Linked DNA regions of Mus musculus: all the other regions are linked to region 2. The links are chromatin loops, found by intact Hi-C in ENCODE. Cell type or tissue: left cerebral cortex. All regions are shown on one strand. Links, peaks and the distances in the headings refer to the core of each region. The heading gives the core; the rest is flanking DNA. Region 1 has its middle 4.1 kb from the start of Gm35584. Region 2 holds the start of 1110032F04Rik (RIKEN cDNA 1110032F04 gene). Region 3 overlaps Gm35584 (predicted gene, 35584).

Region 1 (7,643 bases), core at 256-2,755, 110 kb after region 2:
TTAAACTAAAAATATGACCGGACTAAGTAGTGATTTCATTATGACAAGTAAAATCCACTCTAAAAGTAGAAGCTGGGGCTGGGGCTGGGGCTGGGGCTGGGGCTGGGGCTGGGGCTGGGGCTGGGGCTGGGGCTGGGGCTGGGGCAAAGCTCTTGCCTAGCATGTGTGAAGGCTCTGGGATTCAGGTTCTCAAGACCCACATAGAAAGCTGGGCGAATGTGACAGCCTGCTTGTGAATCCTGGCTTCTGGAGGTGGAGACAGTATCCCAGAGCCAGCTGGTGCAGTGAGAAACCCTTCAGTATATGATGGTGGAGAGAGGTCTAGGAAGCCACTCAACATCAGCTTCTGGCCTCTACACGCCTGGGCATGTAGGTCCACCTATACACACATACAAATGAGTACACACACACACACCACACATATACATAGATTTTCAAAACAATACAAAAACACAAATAAACAAAAACAAGAACAAATATTGCTTGATGTTTAAGTGAGTTTTAGAAAAACATTTGCTGAAAAAGATTTGTGAGTGTGGCTATTTATTGGTTTAGACCAAGCCCCTGTTCTAGATCTGACAGCCTAATGCAATTGTTTATCCAACCTTCTATGAAACCAGGTACAAGAGTGAAAGGAAGCGAATTTTCAAAGAGGAAGTTAGCTTTCACCCCGAAAGGTGGTGCCTTCTCTGCTTTAACGTTTATAAGGAATGTGAGTCTGAAACAACCAATCTACTTTTTGTTTTTTGTTTCTGTTTTCTTCAGCCCTTCCCTGTCTGCAAAGCCAACCTCCTCCAATCAACAAAACACCTAACCCGTTGTATAAAAAGTATTGTCTGATACTACTTTGCGATTAAAAATGGATGTAAATGAAAGGAAATGTGATGTGATTTCGTCATTAGACGCTGTCTTAGTTACTATTCCTTGCTGTGAAGAGACACCATGACCAAGGCAACATATAAAGGACAGCATCCAGTCGGTAGTACTGGAGGAGTGGCTGAGATCTCACATCCTCATCCACAAGCAGGAGGCGTACGGAGAGAGCAAGACTGGACCTAGCATGGACTTTTGAAACCCCAAAGCCCACTCTCAGTGACATACCTCCCCCTAGAAGGCCACATCTCCTAATCCTTCCTAACAGCCCATCAGCTGGAAACCAGTTGCTGAAGAGGCTTTGTAGAAATTAACGTTCATCCTATCTCTGGGCATCCATAATTTGACTTTTATTTTTCTCTATAAATGAGAGGGGAGGTAGCTCAGTGAGTTAAAAGCAGTTGTTGTTTACAATTGTAAATACATGAGCATAACCTTGTCGCTGAAAAACAAAACAAATTAAAAGCTATTCAAATATACCAGCCTATGGGGGCCGTTCTTATTCAAAACACCATAGACAGCCATCAAGAAAACAGGAGACCACCAACTTGCAAACTGCAATGTAGCTATATTTTCTAGTTATAGCCTACAGATATAACTTCATTCCTTCCACGTGAGGAAGGCCCTGCAGCAGATATTCCATGTCACGAGAGGAGATCGATGACAGAGGGGTGAAGCGTATCACGAGGGTCACCCAGCTGGTAAGTTTCATAGCCCAAGTTGGAAGGCAGCAATCTGTGAGTACAGCTGCTCCTGTGGCTTCCGGCACAGCCCTGGCCAGATCTCCTCTTCTATGAATAGGGAAATGGGATCGCCTGCCTTTCCTTCTGCAGCTCCAGCATTCTGGGCAGCTTCTCTAATGCAATTTGCAATTCCAAGGAAGACTCGAGCAAGCTTGGGAGCTCTCCCCCAGCTCAGTTTAGAAAGTAAGCTTGCACTCACTCCCAAGACAGTTGGCTGACTTGTTTTTTAAGCTCCTGTCTCCTTCTGGTGCAGAATCTAAAATGACAATTGAGACCTTAAGAGAAAAGATGGCAAAAAGACCAAAAGAAGGAAAAAGATTATTTTTATTGGGTTGATGGCCAAGGAACAAGGCAAAGCAATTGTAAACAACAACTGCTTCTACCTCTTCTCTCATTTATAAGAAAGATGAAAGTCAAATTGTGAATGACCAGGGATAGGATAAATTCTAATTTCTACAAAAGTCTCTTCAGCCATCACAGGTGACAGATTCTGTCAGGGCTCAGGTCCTGACAGAACCCTACAGAAAGGAGCCATGACACACTGAGAACTTTGGGCAGACAACATTGAAAGGCCTTAGAGAAAAAGTCTTTCTGACACCCCTTGTCCTGACACCCCTATCCTGTTTCCTGTCTCCTTCTCCCAAAATGGATCACAGAGAACACACACAAACACACACACACACACACACACACACACACACACACACACACACACACTGTTTCACACTAGAAAGTCACCCTCCCCTCCACTCCCTCCTTCAGAAGACTCACTCTAGTGATCTCTGCCCAGCACATGTGCCAAGGAGACTCTGAAGCCCTGAGCCTTGCAGGCCACACCTTTCACCCAGTGTCATTTCCACTTGAAGTCTGTTTTTCATTGACTTCAGACATAAACATAGACTTCTTCTGAGTCCAGAGGTTATCTCTCTGAGGGTGTGATCAAATACATTTGTTTTGTTTTTGTCTTGCTAACTTGTATTTTGCTGTAGAAGTGTTGACCTCACATGACCCCTTTGAGGGGTAGAGATAGGTACCACATCTGCTTCAACTCTAAGCTAGTTATTTAATTTATTCCTGGATTCTCAAAAAAAAAAAAAAAAAAAAAAAAAACAATCAACTCTAAAACCAAACTGTTTTTGTAGTTGTTGTTGTTTTGTCTTTGATTTTTTTTTTTTTCTACACGGGTGTTTGTTTTGTAGCCCAGGCCAGCTTTGAACTCATAACCCTGGTACCTCTGTTTTTGAGGGTTGAAAACCCAACTTGTTATACTTTGTGATGTTTGAATAAAAGAGTTGATTAAGCCATTGCTGATATCAGTCAGAAAGAAAGGACTAGGCTCTGGGATAAATTCCCACAAGTGCTGGCAGCAGGCTAGGTGGCAGTTGGAAAATATTCATCAGGCCAGAGATATGAATGTAGTATCTGTATGGGCATGTCTACGGGCAGCAGGGTAGGAGAAAGAGATTGGAATATGCTGTCTCCCTCCATTGCTATTCAGATTACTTTTTGAGACAGGATCTCTCACTGACCCTGGAGCTCATGGATTTGGTCAGATAAAGCCAGTGATGGGGGGCGGGGGGTTGGGTGGGGGGGAAGGGTGGGGGTTGGGCCATTCAAGTAGATCAGTCTTCTTTTCTTTTTCTTTTTAAATGAGAAATATGGATGTAGGTGTCAATTCCCTCTAATTTGGCAACATAAGACTTAACAGGAAGTACCTGGAAAAGACCTTTCCAACGGGGCCATAAGGTATTATTATGGAGATACCTTTTTCATGAAACCACAGACTTGCTTGAGCTGGGGAGGGTAACACTATCCTCGCCACTGTAAAGAAATTATTTTTACCACAGAATAGATTTCCCTAGCATCTTTAGTAAGTTCTCGACATACATAAGAATCCTCTGGTTGCTAAACTGTCTACAGCTACAGGGACATACACCTCGGTCTTCCTATTACAACGTCAAAGAGTGAAAAACCTACATTCTCAAAGAGGTGTTCCATCATCGGTGTTGAAGGTGTCCACACGGCTTGGGAAGGTCTTTAATGTCGCAGAGATATAGTGCTGACAATGTCTGCAAAGCTTGGGAGGCACTGGTCCTGAAGACTTCTATAAAGCTTTGGAAGTTCTTAATGTCTCAACACCATGGTTTCTCTGTTAGTTACTTTGGTTTAGTTTTGAAAGGATGAATAAGAACACTATTGGCCTCATCATCAGGGGCCAAAGAGACAGCTTAACTTGCAAAGCACTTGCTCACAGCCTGAGTTCAATTTCTGGGTATCCTGTCAAAGGCAGAAGTAGAGAAGCAACTCTATAAAGTGTCCTCTGACATGCACGGATGTACTTGACACACATGGCACCCCTTCTACACCATATCACATACTCAGTAAGAAAAACAATAAAAACTTAGCTGGGCATGGTGACACATGGCTTTAATCTCAGCATTCGGAAGGCAGAGGCAGGCAGATATCTGTGAGTTCAAGACCAGCCTGGTCTACCTAGAGAGTTACAGGTCAATGCCAGGACTACAGCTCCAGGGAGAAGTTGTCTATCATCTGAAGCAAGGGGAATGAACCCGAGTTCCACAACAGCATGGTCTCAGTCTCAGTGTTCAATGTCTAAGAAAACCTAGAAATAGTTTTACCAGCCTATCACACCAAATTCCCCCTAAGAGCTTCTACTTCCTCCAATGTTTTCATGGCTGTGTCTTAGCTATTGTTCTATTCCTGTGAAGGGACACTGTAACCAAAGCAGCTTACAAGAGAGAGGGGATTCCCTTATAGTTTCAGAGGATTCGTCTACTATCATCACGGTGGGGAGCATGGTGATAGACAGGCATGATGCTGGAACAGTAGTTGAGAGCTTACATATTATCTGCAAGTTGGAAAAAGAGAGGAGGTGGGGTAGGAAAAAGGAGAGAAGAAAGCCTGGGTCTTGCATGGGCTTTTGGGACCTGGAAGTGCACCACCAGTGACACACCTCCTCCAACAAGGCCACACCTCCTAATCCTTCTCAAACAGTTCCACCAACTAAGGACCAAGCATTCAAATATATGAGCCTATGGGGGCCAATCTCAAAGTACCACACTGTCCAACCCTGAGCTTTTTGTCCTGTGCCTCTTTTGGAATATCCAGTCATTTCATTTTATTTGGAATAACGTTTCCTTCCTTCCCTCTGCAGATCTCTATCTTTCGTAGCTTCCTTGATGAAGTGCAGTTCTCTGCAGCAGATTACTTTACTCACTTTTGATTTTAGTTCCTGCACAGTAACTTCTGGTATTGTTGGCCAGTGTTCTACTGACGCCATTTAATAAAGTTTAAACGTGTGTTCTTTATTTTTTTGAAATACTTTTTTTTCTATAAACTTGGTCATTAAAAAGGCTTATAAATAAAAAAAAAATCACAGTCTGAAACGAACCAGACCCACAGTCAACCCAGCTCACGAACTGTACAGTCAGAATCACCATTCTGAGGCACTGAAGACTCACATTGGATTTTACATTTTCTATTTTAATGATTCCTATGTCACTTTATGCACTTTATGCCCCTTCTTATACCAAAATTTTTGACTGGCAAAAGGGAATTATTATTACTATCGGAACCAAATATATTTATATTTTTAAAAAATATATACAAGCAACATGTCAAAGTATATAATTTTTTTTGCTTGGTATGTGGGAAGGTGGCTTAGTATATGTAGAATTTATATAACATGAGAAGCTGAATTTGAGTCTCAAGAACTCATATAGAGCCAAATACAGTCTCACTCACCTGTAATGCCAGTGCTCCTAAGGTGAGATGGGAGCCGGAATAGGAGATATCCCAGAACTCACGGCCTACTTAGTATACACACTGACAAACAAACGACAAAGAAACTGTCTTAAACAAAGTACAAAGCAAGGACTAGAACTGAAGGCTGTCCTCTAACTCCAATAAGCCATGGCGTGCGCATTGGCCTACATTTATAGACATGAACACACACACACACACACACACACACAGACACTATATACACACACACACCCTTCAAACACACATCATATACATACTAATAAACAAGTAAACTTTTGCTAAATCACTTAAATTTTAGTATGTTAGCTGTTTAAAAATTATTCCTATCATATACATACAAGCATCATTAAATGGAGTCAGAAAATTGTATCATTATATTTATATGCATATATGTGCACACATGCATACACACATATGTGTATAATTAAAGAAAAATGAGCACAACTTTGAGAGGGAATGAGGGTGGATATGAGAGGGCTTGGACGGAGAAAGGGGGAGAGGGAGGAAGTTATGTAATTATTTTTCATTAAAAAGTTTTTCCCAATTAAAACTTATTCACAAGTAATTAGTATCTATTGTTTAATTTAATATATACCATGCTAATATTTCAAGTTATTAAGACAAGTGTCTGCATGCGTATACATATATACTTGTGTCGTTGTGTGTGTCAGAGTATATGTGTGTGTGCAGGGTCCAGAGAAGCTTAAGGCTCTGTTCCTCTGGTGATAGCCACCTTAATGTGTGAGACAGGGTCAATCACTGGCACTGGAAAGTAAGCTCTACATATTAGATGAGGCTGCCATTCTGGGATCCTCCCATAGACACTCTTAATCCTGAATGCTTAGCCTTAGTATTATGTCTCACTATCCATAACATGTGACTGTTGTCATGGCACAAAGGAATATTAACACACACTATACAGGAAAGGACAACTCCACTGGAAATTCCTCGGTGGCTGCCCAGCTGTGTACCTTGCTACTCATAGCTAGGGCCATGCACTCACTCCTCCAGAACTTTCTGTTGTGTCACTGTTCTGATGTTAATTATATTGCAGTAGAACTTTTCCTAGGGAAGGAGCCACAACATGTTTACTCGTGCTAGAGAGGGAACCCATGACACACAAAATACGGACACCACAAAAGTCCAACTTAGTGAGCCAGGAGTTTAACTGGGATTACTTGTCAGGGTCCAGCCTCGACACAGGATCAGAATTCTCAACTTGAAGCAGGGATAACTGGAAGGTGCATAATAAATACAGAGCTGCCTCAGCCTCAGCAGCAGCGGTCGCCATCTTGGTTCCGGGACTCAGCAGAACTTAGGAAATTAGCCTGAACAGGTGAGAGGGTGCGCCAGAGAACCGGACAGCTTCTGGGACAGGCGGAAGCACAGAGCTGCTGAGGCAGCACCCTTGGCGGGCCGCAGACAGCCGGCCACCGTCCGGACCAGAGGACAGGTGTCCGCCTGGCTTGGGAGGCGGCCTCAGCCTCAGCAGCAGCGGTCGCCATCTTGGTTCCGGGACTCAGCAGAACTTAGGAAATTAGCCTGAACAGGTGAGAGGGTGCGCCAGAGAACCGGACAGCTTCTGGGACAGGCGGAAGCACAGAGCTGCTGAGGCAGCACCCTTGGCGGGCCGCAGACAGCCGGCCACCGTCCGGACCAGAGGACAGGTGTCCTCCTGGCTTGGGAGGCAGCCTCAGCCTCAGCAGCAGCGGTCGCCATCTTGATTCCGGGACTCCCTGGAAATTAGGAATTTAGTCTGCACAGGTGAGAATCTGCACCACAGAAGCTGACAGCTTCTGGGAACTGCCAAAGCAACACAGCTTCTGAGAAAGGCCCTGTTTTGGGCCTTCTTCTTCGACCAGGAGGAGGTCCAAAAACAAGATATCTGCGCACCTTCCCTGTAAGAGAGCTTGCCAGCAGAGAGTGCTCTGAGCACTGAAACTCAGAGGAGAGAATCTGTCTCCCAGGTCTTCTGAGAGACGGTAACAGAATCACCAGAAGAACAATCTCTAAACAGAGTCAACTATAACTACTAACTCCAGAGATTACCAGATGGCGAAAGGTAAACGTAGGAATCTTACTAACAGGAACCAAGACCACTCACCATCATCAGAACCCAGCACTCCCACTTCGTCCAGTCCAGGACACCCCAACACACCTGAAAACCTAGACCTAGATTTAAAAGCATATCTCATGATGATGGTAAAGGACATCAAGAAGGACTTTAATAAATCACTTAAA
Region 2 (7,643 bases), core at 2,974-5,473:
CACAAATTTTCCTCCTATTCTTCCATAAGAGCCTGCAAGTGCCATCCACAGTTTGATTGTGGGTGGCTGTATCTGCCTGAGTCAGTACTGGGTAGAGCCCTTCAGAGGACAGCCATGCTAGACTCCTGTCTGCAAGCATAACAGACTATCATTAATAGTGTCAGGGATTGGTGCTTGCCCATGAGATGGGACTCAAGTTGAGCCAATGATTGGTTGGCCGTTCCTTCAGTCTATGCTCCACCCGCCTGTCACAGGATGGGATCTTTTATCCAGGACAACAGATTATTGGCAAGCCAACATGGGTTTAACCAATACTTAGATAAAGCAGTAAGCACCAAGGAAACCACAAAGCAAACTGAGAAAAACTGAGCAGAAAACTATAGCAGACTATGAAGAGGTAATATATACATAAGGACTGGAAGCAAAATAAGATTGCTGTTATGAAGAAAATGCAAAGGTTAAATTATGTTCATGAATATAGTAGAGAACACATTTTTGGAGCAAGATAGAAGAAGTATTGGCCATCTTTTCCAAGATATCTAGATGAGGAGCAGTAAAGAGATAGCAACAAGTCAGGGGCTATTGTGTTTGAGATCTAGAAACAGTAAGATCCCATCTTTTACTCAAAGTGGCAGAGAGGGGGAGGGGGAGGGGGAGAGGGAGGGGGAGAGGGAGAGGGAGAGTTCTACATATAAAAATTAGAGGGGCTACTGAATGAGTTCCAGGACAGCCAGGGCTATACAGAGAACCCTGTCTCGAAAAACCAAAACCAAAAAGTTTAATGAATAAAGAGGAAACACTTAACTTGGCTCAAAATATAAGCCTACAGAAGTCCGATGGAAAGAGTAAACAAAGAAAATGCTAGAAAATTACTCATTTGAAAGAGTTCTGTGCAAAGGGTGAAGCTGTAAGTCTAGTCTCATTGAATTACTCCAGTGAGAACCAATTGGAAGTGCTTCTGAGGTAAACCTAGAGAGACTGCAGAGCAAGAACACAGGAGAGAAGAGAGAGTAAGAAAGATATCAAAATCACGGGGATATTTAACTAAAAGCTTAGCTGATACTATTTGGGTTACGGACAAGCATTAAGTGTCGTCCCCCAAAATTAAAAGTGAATTTTGTAAGTAAGTAAAATCAGGCTCTATATGATTTTTATGAATAACCAAAGTACTGGTTTATTTAACACTTGATGATATTTATGGTGTTTTAAAGGGATCACTACATCCTCATTTCTGTGATTGGCCATATGAAAGGAAGGAGGGTTTTTTTCTACTACCAACGAGTCACGTTGGAGAGATGGTTCAGGCTTGTTACTCAAAATTCAACACACACACTCTTTCTCTCAACCAGGAAATCCAGGTTATTTACAATTTATGAAAAGCCATTATAGAATACTGTATAAATCTGAACATCACATTCATGCTGATAACATATCCATTTCAGCTCTGAATTCCACTTAAGAGAAACTATGTACAAAAATGGATATCGGGGTACTTATCATATTGCCTTTTAAACTGTTAAGAGAGGCCATTTCCTTTATATTGCCTTTGGCCTTTCCAATTGCATCTCCTTTTCCTTCTATAGAACGAACCTTCATGCCCTTTGGCATAATTGCAAATGTCATTTGCATGGTTGGAGCACCTGTGCATTTGCAGAATGTGGCAATTACTGGGCTTTTAAAACTCATTCTCTCTCGAGAAGACCTTTCCCCTTTGGTTATGATAGTGAACTCTCATAACAAATTGCATCTCACACAGCCTGTGATTACACATATGCACATTATTTGCATGTATATGTTCATCTAGCTTGTAAACTTCTGCATTATAGATGAGTTACCATATTTGGAATTTTTATTATCTTTTGTCGGGGGGTGGGGGGCGGAATGGTGAGAAGGCCTGAGGTTTTCTGGAAAACACGGTACTCTTGAATTCATTTGCCTAAGATATATATGCCCTAAAAATAAGCTCATTTTATGATTACTGATAGCCATGTACAGCACAATGTGCGATATCTGAGTAACATAAATATATAATTCAATATAATTATGTTTGGTTTAATCTTGTGTCACTTTCAGTTAATAGAGTCTCAACTACTAATGCTTTTCGCCTCTCAGTTCACAGTTTAAAATTGCTTTTCAACGAGAGATACATACTTCACATTTTAATATGAGTAAATCTGATAAAATTGTACAGAGCCTGGTATGGTGGCTCACACATGCAATCTCAGGACTTGGGAGACGGGGCTGAAAAGACAGGGCTAAGTTTGAGGCCTGCCTGGGTTACAGAGAGAGTCCCAGGCCAACCTGGTTTACAAACTGAGATCCTGTCTTTTAAAAAGAAATAAAAATGCACAGAGAAATAGTTTACTGTTTTTCTGCTTTAATACACTTCAGATGATTTTCTTTAATGACAGGGTCATTAGCTTTGAGAAGTTTAAAGCAAACCATTCTTTTTATTATAATCCATACATTAAAAAAGTTCCCAGGACATCAGACTTTTTCAATCACCCTTTAAAAGTTAAAAGTAATCAAATCATTTTAAAAAATCCAAACCAGCTAATTGGAGATTTCTTGGGCCCACCCAGCTTCTTCAATCATAGACCCATGTGGGTAATCTTTCTTGACAACTGGTATACTTCACGCTTCTCCAGAGGAAGCTGGACTTCTTGCCACCCTTTCCTCCCATGCTAGCCGTAAGCCACCACAGCTATATGGCATACAATGTATATAGTGTACACAGACATTACCATATGTACATTATACATGATGCATTAAAATGTGTCTTATTACCCTTTCCTTAAAGGGAATGTCCCAGAATGGTAAATCTAGTAAAATGATACCACTTAATTTTAATAAACATAGGTTGGGTGAATCCATCTTTGGACATTACTGAAAAGTTTCAGACTTAAATGAAAGTTACTAGTCCATTTTTATGTTTAGAATCACATTGCAGAATGTATCTCAGATGAAAAATAGAGAAGGAAATACAGGCAAGCCATCTTGCTACATGGTGTGGTATATATATATATATATTCCTTTTACATGATTCCATGATGAATGATACAGTTCAGAGCCAGGCTACATAATGTACACAGTTATTATAAAAAGTTATGTATTATGCTTCAGTACTAAAAATAAAATATATTCTCAAATAGTGAAAATAAGATATCCTTCATGTTTTTATGTCACATTTCCTGCTTGACCCTGACCTCCGCTTAATGAAATGATGTCCAACACTGTATTAAACAGTGACAGCACGTGGGCGATTTCTTGACAGTAACTGGCCTAAAACAAAACTGATTATCTTGTCAATTTGTTGAACTGTCTAATGCATGACAAAATATAAAAATAAAGGACAAAGATAAACAGTCTACATACTGAAAAATCAAAGTCCGCTGGTACCACATTACAAATACGGTCTGGACATCTTGAACAGATGCAGCCACTAAGCCATCCATCATGGTACCCCTTCCCCAACAAAACTGTGAGCCAGGAAGACACCAAAGGGTTTTCTGGGTCCTTTTCAAGGGATCGCATCACAGTCAAGCGCTGCTTCTACAGACTGCATGCAGCAGTCACTGGTCGTGGTCCAGAGCCAAAGGCTCCTCACCATTATGTCCTGGGAGACCGTGACCGGTCCAAGCAGGAGAGCAAGGAATGGACCTATGCTCCTTCCCTTTTAACAACAGTAAAGCAAGCCGCTGGTCTCTAAACACACCAAACGGTTTACCTGTTCTTTTGGATTGGAGAAGCAGGCACTTACAGTGAACACAAGGGGAGGCATGGCAGAGGGCGGGGACGACCGTCCAAGAAGAGCTGGGGGCTAGTCCTAAGCCATTGCCCCGCCGAGCTGCCCAGCCTTGAGCCCAAAGAAACATAGAAAACCACAGATTCCCCGGGAAGCGAGAGGGAGGGGACTGACCCCAACCCAGGCGCGGGGCTACAGGTTGTACGGGGATGCTAGGTGTGGTCAGAGGCAGTCAGTGGCGGCCGCCAACACACCAGCTGTTGCGTGCCACCCGCAGCCCCCAACCTTGTAGGATCCGGGCGATCCCCATGAGGCTCCCTGAACTCAGATGAGCGGGAAACGGACCTGGCCGCCGTCGGAGTCCCCGGCACTGCCGCCTCGCGGGCGGCCGAGCACCGACACGGGCAGCACGACCTCCGCTGGGCTGAGCTGCTGCAGCCGCATGGACTCCTCATAGGTGGGCAGGTACTTGACCTCCTCGTAGCTGGGCAGCTGGAGAAACACCGGTGACACCACGTGCAGCTCGTGCTCCGAAACGCAGGAGGGAGGCAGGCGTCCGCCACTTCCTCGGCCCCGACCACCGCCACTATCCAACAGTGAGTCCTGCGAGCCCGCGGCCACCTCGTCGCGCAGCAGAGCGGGCGAGTCGTCGTCGTCGTCGGGTGGCCCCGCCGTCCCCGGCGGTCCCGCACCCCCGGGAGGCCCGGGTCGTGCCTGGCCAGGTCGCGCCTGGCCACGCGGGTACCTGCGTGGGCTGGGGCAGATGATGCGCTGCAGGAAGTAGCCGATGGCGAAGAGCACCAGCAGGATGAGCAGCCCAGAGAGCTTGCGGACGAACCAGCCCACGTTGTCCAGAAAGGCGTGGAGCGGCAGCTTGCAGCAGCGCACGGCCGTGGCGTTGGCCGAGTCGCAGCAGCGCTCCCGCTCACCGCACGCCAGCTCCGCGCAGCCCCCGCCGCCCCGCGAGGGCGCCACCAACGCCAGCGCCAACAGCAGCAGCAGCGGCAGCAGCGGCGGTGGCGCTGGAGCCACCGACAGGCCCTCGGCGGTGACCCCGGGACCCCACATGGCCGGCGCAGATCTCCGCTGGCGTCCGGGACCGCGAGGCTCGGAGCTCCGTCTGGCCCCGGCGCTGCGATGGGTCCCGCGCGCGCCGCCTCCCGCGCCCCGGCTACCTGCGGCCCGAGCGGTGCTCACTTGGCCACGCTGGGGCGGGAGGAGGAGCCCGGGGCGCGCCGAGGCTGCGGGAGGCGGCTGCTGCTCACCGCTGTCGCCGCCTCGGGAGCCTGTGACCTCGAGCCGTAGCGCCTGGGCGCCAGGGTCCCGGGAGAAGCGTGCGGAGCCGCGGAGATGAACAGAGCCGGCCTGCGCTGGGTCTCTCTGGGCATCTCGGCCGTTGCCCGCCGCGCTCTTCTTCCGGCACCTGGGTACCCCGCGGCGCTGGAAGGGTTAAGGCTGAGCTCTCAGCCCCGGAGCCCCTTGATCTTGATTAATTCAGCCGGCGCGCTCTTCCTCGCCAGACGGGCGGGGCGCGCTCTCTCACTAGCGTAGGTGTCTCAGTTTTAAGTGATTGGATTTCCCCGGGAATATTATTTAAATTGACTCGGACCGGGTTCCGCTTACCATCTTTCTTGTGATCTTTCTGATTAAAAATGAATGATGGCCATTAATGGCCAGTGCAGCCCCATTGCTGCCCTAAGGTTCTAGGGTGGGAATTGCTGGATAGTTCTGCTGACAGGTAGGTCCAGGTTGTTGGGGAGCGCGGACCCTAAGAAACTCCAGAACAGGTAAGAATTCTTTGGAGAGGCTCAAGTTACAGCCACAGAGGTAGCCCCAGAGGGACCGAGAAGCACTCTGTTGAGGTGACCCTGCTCACCAAGGAGAAGAAAGAAGACCTTTAGTTCTCAGAGACTCACCTGACCCAGCCCTCGGCTTTCCTGTACTCAAAGAGGACAGCAGAATTGTGGGGTGCAGGGGCTCCCTCCTGCAGCATAAATAGCCTATGTAGGAAGGCGGAGGGGAGCAGTAAGTGGTTGGCCAAGTTCCTGAGCGCGATCTGAAGGTCTTTTTCAAGGTTATTCTTGTTTGCAAAATCTGACTTTAAAGGAAACAAGTACTTTGTTTCCAAATAGTACTTGGGTCCGTTTCCCTTCATGTCACCCACCCCTGGAGGAAAGCTCAGCGCATCCAGACCCTTTGGGCATATATCTGTTGGGTGGTGGAGCCCCTGAGAAAGCTGCTTTGGTTGAGGCAGTATAAAACAGACACACTTACACAGAAGGACTCACTGACGAGGAAAACTAATAGGGAATTTTCAAGGTTGGTGTGAGAAAATAAGTAAAAGGACATACAGTGCCCGAACAGACTCAGCTATGACCCAGGCTTTCTCTTCTGAAGAGAGGAGGAGAGCAAGCAGAATGGGGTGGGGTTAATGGAGGTCAACCATGGGCCAGCTTAAGTGCAAAGTCTTCTGGTTCTTCTTTTGGTGGGAACACCATGCTTTGCTTGAACTTCAAAACGACGATGCTTTCTCTTCTAGGAGAAGTGTCTGTGAAACCTCCCTAAGCCCAGGCGTTTGCTAAGTTCTTGTGAAGCCAAAGCATTCTCTGGCTGTGCTCTGCGGGAAGGACTGAGGCCTAGTCCATAAAGCTTAAATCGACAATGCTTTCAAGCTATAGCCAGATAGGGGAATGTCAGAGTCAAGAGATTGACTCTGATAAAGTGCCTGTTGTATTATTTTCAGTCTCCCCCATTCCTTTCCCGAATTTACATTGAGAATGTATACTGAGTATGTTCTGTATTTGGGGAATCCTGCTAATTGATGAATAAATAATAGCCTCCCAAGAGTGGGGTGACCCCAGTTCTGCATACCAGTTTCAACTGATCAGAGAGAACAAATGCCAAATGTCTTCCTTCTTCATAACTTGCCCTAAGCTAAGATAAAAATTGATGTGTTTAATAGTCTCAGGCTAAGGGAAGCTCATGGCTTGATATGCCATGAGAGAAGTGCAGGGTCTCCTTGGGTTTTTAGAATTAGGGGTCCTAGGATTTCTGCCAGTCCTAGCAGAAGCAATGGCAGAAGGAAAGGGAGGGGGGACTCTGTGATTGATGAAAAGAGGAGGGCGGCCTGCTGGGTGGTGTCTTGAAATTTGAAACAAAGGCATTAAAATTTTAAATTACACTTTATATATTTATTGGGGGGGAATTATCTTCTTCCCCCATGGAAGTCCCAGGAATCAGACTCATGTCTCTGGCCTTGGCAGTGGTCACTTTTACAGTTCCAGGCATCTCACTGGACCCTAAACAATGACGTTTAACCTGTTTCGCTTCTGTCTTCTTTTAGTGAGTTAGAATTTGTTGGCAGATCTTTAGGACACAGTTAAAGAACACAGGCCTTGTATAAAATGAAATACTGAGAAGCCTTGCTTCCATGAAAGCAAAGGAAAGTGAGTATAGAACGGAGTTTTTATTTTTGTTTTCCAAACTGGTAGTCCCAAAGTGTCATCTCTTAGACCCCTCTGCAGACACTCTTGAGTCTCGGGGCCCTTGGTTTCACCTAATCCATCTTTATTTGCAGACTAATGCATTGTGTGCAGCTTTCCGAAGGGAAGAAGAGCAATCCGAGTGCTCCACGTTGCTGCGTTCATTCCTCAGATGCCTTTGCTTATATCTAACTTGCAAATGAGTAGGACAGGAAGACAGAAGTTAATCACATGTCTCATAGGAGTTTCATAGGAAAAAGTGCATTTTGTTAAAATTTGCACTAGATTGTGCTAATAAGTACACGGGGGTGGGGGAAGATAGTGAAAGGTGACTGACTTTGATCTAAAATGCATGCTTTGTTGGAATACAGTTTGGTAAAAATAAAGAACATTACGAGCTGGGGAAGGAACTGGGT
Region 3 (7,643 bases), core at 4,757-7,256, 110 kb after region 2:
AAATATTCAAAAATTTTTTTTGCAAGAACATATCAAAACGATAATCTTTCATGATCAAGTAAGCTTCATCCCAGACATGCAGGTATCATATGAAAATCCTTCAATGTAATTCATCATATAAACAAACTGAAAGAACAAAATCCCCACATCATCAGCCTTTGTCAAAATCCAACATTCCCTCATGATCAGTCTTGGAGACATCAAAGATGCAAAGCATCCCTTAATCACAATAAATGCAATATGCAGCAAGTCAATAGCCAATGTCAAAGTAAATGGTGGTTTCTCAGAAAATTGGGAATATTTCTACCTTAAAACCTAGCTATACCACTTCTGGGCTATACTCAAAAGAAGATCCACCATACCTCAAGGCACTTGGCCAACTATGTTCATAGCAGCTTTGTTTGTAATAGTCAGAAACTGGAAACAACCCAGATGCCCCTCAACTGAAGAATGGATACAGAAAATGTGGTGCATTTAAACAATGGAGTATTACTCGGCCATTAAAAACAATGACACCGTGCAATTTGCAGGCAAATAGAACAAACAAACAAACAAACAAACACCATCCTAAATGAAGTAACCCAAACCCAAAAGGACATACATGGTATGTACTCACTGATAAGTGGATATTAGCCATGAAGTACAGGATAGCCATGCTACAAACTACAGAACCAAAGAAGATAAGTAACGAGGAAGACAGACCCAAGGCGGGGGTTGGGGGAGGGTGGGGGTGATCTTGACACTCACTGAGAAGGGGAAATAGATTAGACAATCTGGGAGGGTGGAGGAAGGGAACTGTGTTGGGGAGGGTTGGGATGGGAACAGGAGGGATGAGGTTTAAAGAGACTGGAGGAGATACAACTGGATTAAGGAGTAGGCATCTCTGGAGTGAACTAGAAATTGAGGACAATGAAAACTCCCAGGAATCTACAAAGGTGACCCTAGCTAAGACTCCTAGCAATGGGAGATATGGAGCCTGAGTTGGCCATTTCCTATAACCAAGCAAGACGTCCAATGGAGGGATTGGGACACAAATCCAGCCACAAAACCTTAAACGCACAATTTGTCCTGTCTACAGATGTGCAGGGATAAAAGATGAAGCAGAATTTGAGGAAAGGGGCAACCAATGACTGGCCCAGGTTGAGACCCATTCCACCAAAGGGAGCTTTGAGATCTGCTTTACTTGCAGACAGAAACCTAGCATAAATGTCATCAGAGAGACTTCATCAAGTAACAGATGGAAACAGATGCAGACACCCACAGCCAGACATTAAATGGAACTTGGGGAATTCTGTGGAAGAGAGGGAAGGAGGCAGAGGGGTCAAGGATACCACAAGAAAACCTACAGCATCAACTAACCTGGGCCCATATGGGCTCATAGAGACTGATTTGTCATCCAGAGAGCATGTGTGGGATACACCTAGGCCCTCTGCACATATGTAACAGTTGTGCAGCTTGGTCTTCATGTGGGATTCCTAAAGTGGGAGCAGGGGCTATCTCTGACTATACTGCCTGCCTTTGGATTCCTTTCTCCTATCTAGGATGTCATGTTTAGCCTCAATAACAGAAGATGTGCCTAGTCTTATGCAACTTGGTATACCAAGGCTGGTTGATATTCATGAAAGGCCTTCCCTTGTCTTTGGAGAAGGGGAGGTGGAGTGGATGGGGAGGAAGTGAGGTGAGAGGGAGGGAATGGAAGGAGAGGATGGGGCAGCATAGATTGGGATGTAAAGTAAATTAATATCATCATCGTCATCACCACCACCACCATCCTCATTGAGAAAATTAAAAACAAACAAACAACTCAGGTCAGAATCCTGAAGTTTGAACCAACACCAGCTACTGAGTCATATTGAACCAAACTGTCTTCTTGTCTCCCATGGGATCATCACTGCTGGTTGACAAGGTGAAAGAGATGTCCCTGCTCCACCCTCCTGAACCCCCTAAGACAGGAGGCTCTTGGGCTGGATAAGCATGACTGAAGCCTACCAGGGCAACTTCTTCCATGAGGCCCATAGTCAGGACTGACAAATAACCCACATACGGTTCCTGCGCAGAGCCAGACCTTACACAGCATCTAGGCTCTGCAGGCCTTGGTGGGACATGCTCTTTCCTTCCCTTGCTAGCTCCTTTCCCCTCACTAGCACAAAGAACAAGTGATGCTCACAGATGTTCAGAGCGTCAGAATTTACGTCTCCTCATCAGGGTTATCATAGTAATGCTGAGGCCAACATACATAATTCTGCATCATATTAGACAACAAACAAACAAATAAATAAAAAACAGAAAACAAAACAAAAAACAAAAACAAAAAAAGAGTGGCATTTTAACTGAGCAACTGTCAACTCCAGAGGATCAGCGTAAAGAAGAGAGCTAGTTAACAACATCTGCCTGCAGTCAGGATGCCAGGCCTAGAATACTAGTTCCCTTATTCAATGGCCATGATTCGGTTTAAATCCATGAGATGAAACCTTCTGTGCCCATTTCTCATCAGTAGACAAGGCATCTTGGCATCTCCATATACAGCTGCTATAGAGGACTAAGTGAGGTAATTCATGTGAAGCGGGACATGTGACGTGTCAGAGGACAACTTTGATGTCTCTTACTGTTTAACTTAAATTTTATGAATGCTTCACTTACGACATGTGCCAAGAGTACCTGTGCCAGGTGTAGAGTAATCAGGTTGCCCGGGGGAACGAGGTGTGGCTCGTGGGCACCCTTGACTCCTTGGCAGCCTCACAGACAACTCCCAAATCTATAAGAGTATTAAAGTCACTTCAGTTACCTGCTTCAGTCTCTTTCAAAGTAAACTGTTGTGCTCTGGGGCTTGGGTTGGGGGCACTAGTTCAAATCAGAGATGAACTAGGGATGGTCTGTTTGCCTGTGTAGGAAGCCAGGTCTGAGAGTGGCTTATCACAAGAACAACAACTCTTGGTGTTCCCATTCCTATTTGGAGTAGAAAAAGCCTGGGTGACTCAGAACTGCTTTAGAACTCCTCCTCCTGTCAGACTCAGGTTACAGCCCAAGTTGGCCTCAAAGTTGTGATCTTCGTGCCTCTTCATTCCTGTGTAGGGATTAGAAGCATGGACCACCTCACTCAGCTTGATGAATCATCTTCTAAGAAGAAAAATGTTTCTTGCCTTTTAAAGTAGCAACTGCCATTTTTAAGTTCAATCATAATATTTTACTGATTTACTCTTATTTGTAATTTAATTATAATATATTTAAAATGAACTCTTATGTATAAATAAACTTATCTACTCCTCTGTGTGTGTTTGTGTGTATGTGCACGTGTGATTGTCATGGTGTGCACATGACAACTTTTATATGTCTTATTCTTTAAATTGTATGCATATGGATGTTTTGTCTGCATGTATGTTTGTGTACTACATATGTGGTGCCTGCAGTGTCCAGAAGAAGGCATTGGACTCCCTGGGACTAGAATTACAGATAGTTGTGAGCAGTTAGATAGGTGCTCCTTCCAATCCTTTATATCCTTCTGTTCTCTTCTAACATGGGAGTTGGTTTTCCCCTTCTCTTATGTGGGTCTCAGGGATCAAAATCAGGTGGTCAGAGTTGATGGCAAGAACCTGCCTGGTCAGCTCAGTGTTTTTAAATTACGCAACGGCACACATAGAGATATCATTGCTGTGATAACATGGCCTTCTTCTGGAAAATCCACTGGAAGGAACAGCTCAAGGTATCTACAACGAACTCTTTGAATGAACAGGAGTATACTCTAAAATAATGATGTAAGTCCAATACTGTCAACTTGGTCATTTGTCATCATTGGTATGTGCCAGACTTATCTGTAGGAAATATAAACACTACAATGTTCTGACAGGTGTTACCAGGTGTGAATTTTCAGCTCTGTCATAACTACACGAGATCACAATGGCATATTCTATCCACAATTGACCTCAATGCTATTATGAGATGTACAACTGTATCTTTTATAGAAATACACCCCCACGCTGTCCATTTGTTTAAATCATTACATGCCTCCCAGGCACACTAGAATCAATACCAACTATCAATCACATACTTGGGCCGTCTTTCATCATCTGTCACTTTCTGTAACAGCGTCTGCCATTCTCAAGTGACATGCAGGATTGTGAAGACTTCAATGAAATCCAAAGCAAAGTGCAACCATGGGTTTGGTGTGTGATATAGCGCACACAAATCAGCGCATGTGACACAGGAGACTTGTAGGACTTACACATAAGCCTGGGAGGCAGAGGAGAACAGTTGCCAGCAGAGGAAACTGGCCAGTGAGATTTGGCAGGCATGTAGGTGACTCAGTCAACAGCTCCCACTTTTCCTTACTTGCCTCTAAACTCAAGCTGGGAAGACTGAAACCTCTTTTCCTGGTCTCCCTGCAGCTGGCTGAAACCAGAATGCCAGCGTTCAAGTCCAGTGTTGCCTCCTACTAGCTATGTGACCCTGAGACATTCATATCACCTCAGTTTGCAGATCTTCGAAGTAACTGCATAGCATGTCCTGAGGATTAAGTGACTTATCTGTTTTTCCTGTTCTCACACTCGTTCTGTTGTGCAGTAAGTGCACAGTCATCGTAAACAGGAGCCAAGGACTCATGACTGGCAGCTATGGACTGTTTATTTGGAATAAGATATTATTCCTGAAGTTTACTCTGGAAGCCAGCCAGGCAGGCCAAAGCCTAGAAGTCCACAAGCTCTATGTCACCCAGCCATCCTTGGCCGGGGAGAAAGATATCAACACTCAGATTGGTGAATTCCAAGGTTATCAGCCCTGCCACTCAAACAAGGCTAGTCCAGGGCCAATGATAGTTTAGACATTCTTTCCTTCCTTTTCTGATACCCTTCTATTTTCTTACACTTGGTTTTCTCAGCTCTGGATCTGCTCACACAGGGTTGTGGTTCATGCTCCTTTCCGCTCTGTAATGTTGATCCACAACTGGAGCATGTAATCTTAGTCAGTTAAGTCCTGCCGTTATCAGAGTCTTAGCACTGGTCCAGCCATGCCTGTATGTTTCTACTGAAAATTTTCATATTTGGGGTGCAGGGGGGCTCTGAGTCAGATTATTCTTTTGGGCAAGAAGTTTATTAGGAGAGTTATTTACATCACAGACAGACAGACAGACAAATAGACTGCAGGAAGGCTGGGCTTCTGAGGAGAGTTCAGGGCTATGTGGCAGAATGGCGGTTCCTTCTTACAGATTTCAGGGTAAGCAGGGGGATTTGATGCTACTTGGTTGACGAGTTGCCCGTAGTATGTGCCTGCAGCCAGGCTGTTGCTGAATCAACTGTTGAATGTGGGAGGGCCAGATTCCAGAGAAATAAGTTACTTTGTGTCTTAGTCAGGGTTTCTATTCCTGCACAAACATCATGACCAAGAAGCAAGTTGGGGAGGAAAGGGTTTATTCGGCTTATACTTCCATACTGCTGTTCATCACCAAGGAAGTCAGGACTGGAACTCAAGCAGGTCAGGAAGCAAGAGCTGATGCAGAGGCCATGGAGGGATGTTCTTTACTGGCTTGCCTCACCTGGCTTGCTCAGTCTGCTCTCTTATAGAACCCAAGACCACCAGCCCAGAGATGGTCCCACCCACAAGGGGCCTTTCCCCCTTGATCACTAATTGAGAAAATGCCTTATAGTTGGATCTCATGGAGGCATTTCCTCAACTGAAGCTCCTTTCTCTGTGATAACTCCAGCTGTGTCAAGTTGACACAAAACTAGCCAGTACACTTTGGAACTTATTAATCAAATTACTGTACGTTGAGGAATTGTCACAACCCAATCAAAATGGAAACGCTTTACAAAATGGCGTGGCCGTGGCTAACACCTACTGTTAGGTTTAGTGTTCAATACTCGCTCTCCCTTAGTTAGTCTGGGGTGGTGGGAGCTAGAGCAATGGCTCAGCAGGTGAGGCCCAGTACTACTCTTGCAGACGACCTAGGTTTGGGGCCCAGCATTCACAGCCACTTGGAGCTCCAGCTTCAGGGTATCATCAGACACCCCCTGCTGGCCTCAATGGCACAGAAGTCAGGTCCACACACAGTCACACATCCATACACATAATTCAAAAGGGAAAATCTTGTTTTAAAACCCAGTCTTTCCAGTCTTCTTGAGAGGTACCCAAGTGTTTCCCAGTCTGTGTTCTCCTAACAGTGCGTCAGTTTTCCCACTCCCTACCACGGACTCCTTAGAGATCCACCAGGCTTTTGTTCTATGAAAGACAGCCTGGATGAAAAACAGGGTGCTCTTTTGAAGTTACTTTTGGTCTCATGAGCATGGCGGGACTATTTACCGCACTGGCTAGCAAACGCACAAAATGTTCACGTCAAATGCAGAAAATGTTTCTGTAATCATAATAATTTCCTGTCCTCCTCAACTTGGTTCATCTAATCTATAATCATTTTTCAAATCATTTTCAAACGATGACGATGATGACAAAGAACTCAGTCACAGCCAGGTTTTTAAAGATTTTATTTTACGGACTCCCATCTTGGAGAGTAGATACCCACTATGTGAAACTTATAAAATAGAGCGTTCTCACTTTCAGCAAGCTGACTCAGTAAGTCACGTGGAACATCTGACTTTAGTGGAAAATGCATTTTTCTAAGGCTGCATGGATAGAAAGGGCGTGGCGTTGCCTTGGTGCCTTGGTGACATGACTCCATGCCACTCCCTGCAGTGGTTTTGTCTGGTTCTGTGATAGTTTGACAAGATTGTTCAACTTACACCGTTTAACTGAACAGTTAATCAAAATGTGATCTTAATCTAGAATATTTTAAGCAGGTCAGGGCTGTGTTTTCTATAGGTAAGAGGTGTGGAGGACACAGCCCAGATGAAGAAACTGAGGCTGTAACAGGCAGCCCTGGTGGGGGCCAAAAAATGTAGAGATGCTGCCTTGAGGCAAATTTTTAAGCAAGGGCAAAGGACATTTAGATGACTGTTGTCCATTGTAACAACTTTCTTTCGAATATCTCCAAATTTGCTTCCAGTTTTCTGTCCCTGACTCCTTGGGACCTCTCTCTCACACTATCCTAAACTAAGGAGAATTTGTCAATCAACTTAAACAGTGAGTCAGTAAAGAACAAAGAACTTTATTGGAGTCTTAGGACTGAAGGGCTGTAAGACAGATTGGGACTTATGCGGGGTGTTGGGGAGGAGAACTTAATTAGACAAGGTTATTTAAGGAGAAACTTATTGAAGTTGGAAAGGAATGGCAAGTCTACAAGGGGTACAAGATTGGTGAGAGATAACAATAAGTGCTTCTGTGCTCAGTAGAGCACCGGGAAGGCCAGTCTGATAGGGAGCTGATGTGCCTCTTAACACAAGGAACACAAACTCATTATCTGGATGCCTGTAGGCAAAGTGGGGAAAGCTCCCAGGCCAAGCAGAGCAGGAGATATGCATAAATCCTGCTTCTTAGGGGAGCCTCCTGCCTCCACGTGGCTTTCTTTTGTTTGCGTGGTTTTGTTTATGAGCTAAATTATCTCAGGTAGTCCAAGCTGACCTTGAATGTCACATCTGCTTGTCCCTCCAGCTCCCCGAGGGCTGGGATCCCAGGTGTGCAGCTGGTGCTGGCCTCCTGTTTCTCTTCAGACAGAGCTTCCTTCCACTTTCTTGTTAACATTCAGCCCCGTTCTCTTCCCGGTG

Evidence for each region. A loop is a pair of places that touch in the nucleus more often than their neighbours do. Peaks named below come from ENCODE experiments on the same cell type or tissue, not always from the same donor. Only the 100,000 strongest peaks of a DNase experiment are listed, where the experiment ranks them.
Region 1: it touches region 2 in a loop (10-fold over the local background); 4 of 42 quality-filtered maps call a loop at or near these places.
Region 3: a loop joins it to region 2, with 3 times the contacts of the local background. A loop is called at or near these places in 5 of 42 quality-filtered maps.

What each region holds. Positions count from the first base shown.
Region 1 is chr3:68,753,611-68,761,253 of GRCm38, reverse strand. No RefSeq gene overlaps it. Among named protein-coding and RNA genes, the nearest start is that of Gm35584, 4.1 kb to the left of the region's middle. In left cerebral cortex, for the core only: no CTCF peak of the experiment used is centred there; DNase peaks (open chromatin) are centred at 259 and 1,709; H3K27ac peaks cover 1,320 bases.
Region 2 is chr3:68,866,878-68,874,520 of GRCm38, reverse strand. 1110032F04Rik (RIKEN cDNA 1110032F04 gene) reads right to left here and starts at 4,935. Exons shown (of 1, transcript NM_001167996.1): 1 at 2,358-4,935. The coding sequence starts at 4,813. The coding sequence ends at 4,070. In left cerebral cortex, for the core only: CTCF peaks have their summits at 3,930 and 4,136; DNase peaks (open chromatin) are centred at 4,228, 4,653, 4,994, 5,219 and 1 more place; H3K4me3 peaks cover 2,114 bases; H3K27ac peaks cover 1,987 bases.
Region 3 is chr3:68,762,098-68,769,740 of GRCm38, reverse strand. It overlaps Gm35584 (predicted gene, 35584), which reads right to left. Exons shown (of 2, transcript NR_153374.1): 2 at 7,068-7,643. Among named protein-coding and RNA genes, the nearest start is that of Gm35584, 4.4 kb to the right of the region's middle. In left cerebral cortex, for the core only: a CTCF peak has its summit at 6,058; a DNase peak (open chromatin) is centred at 6,593; H3K27ac peaks cover 7 bases.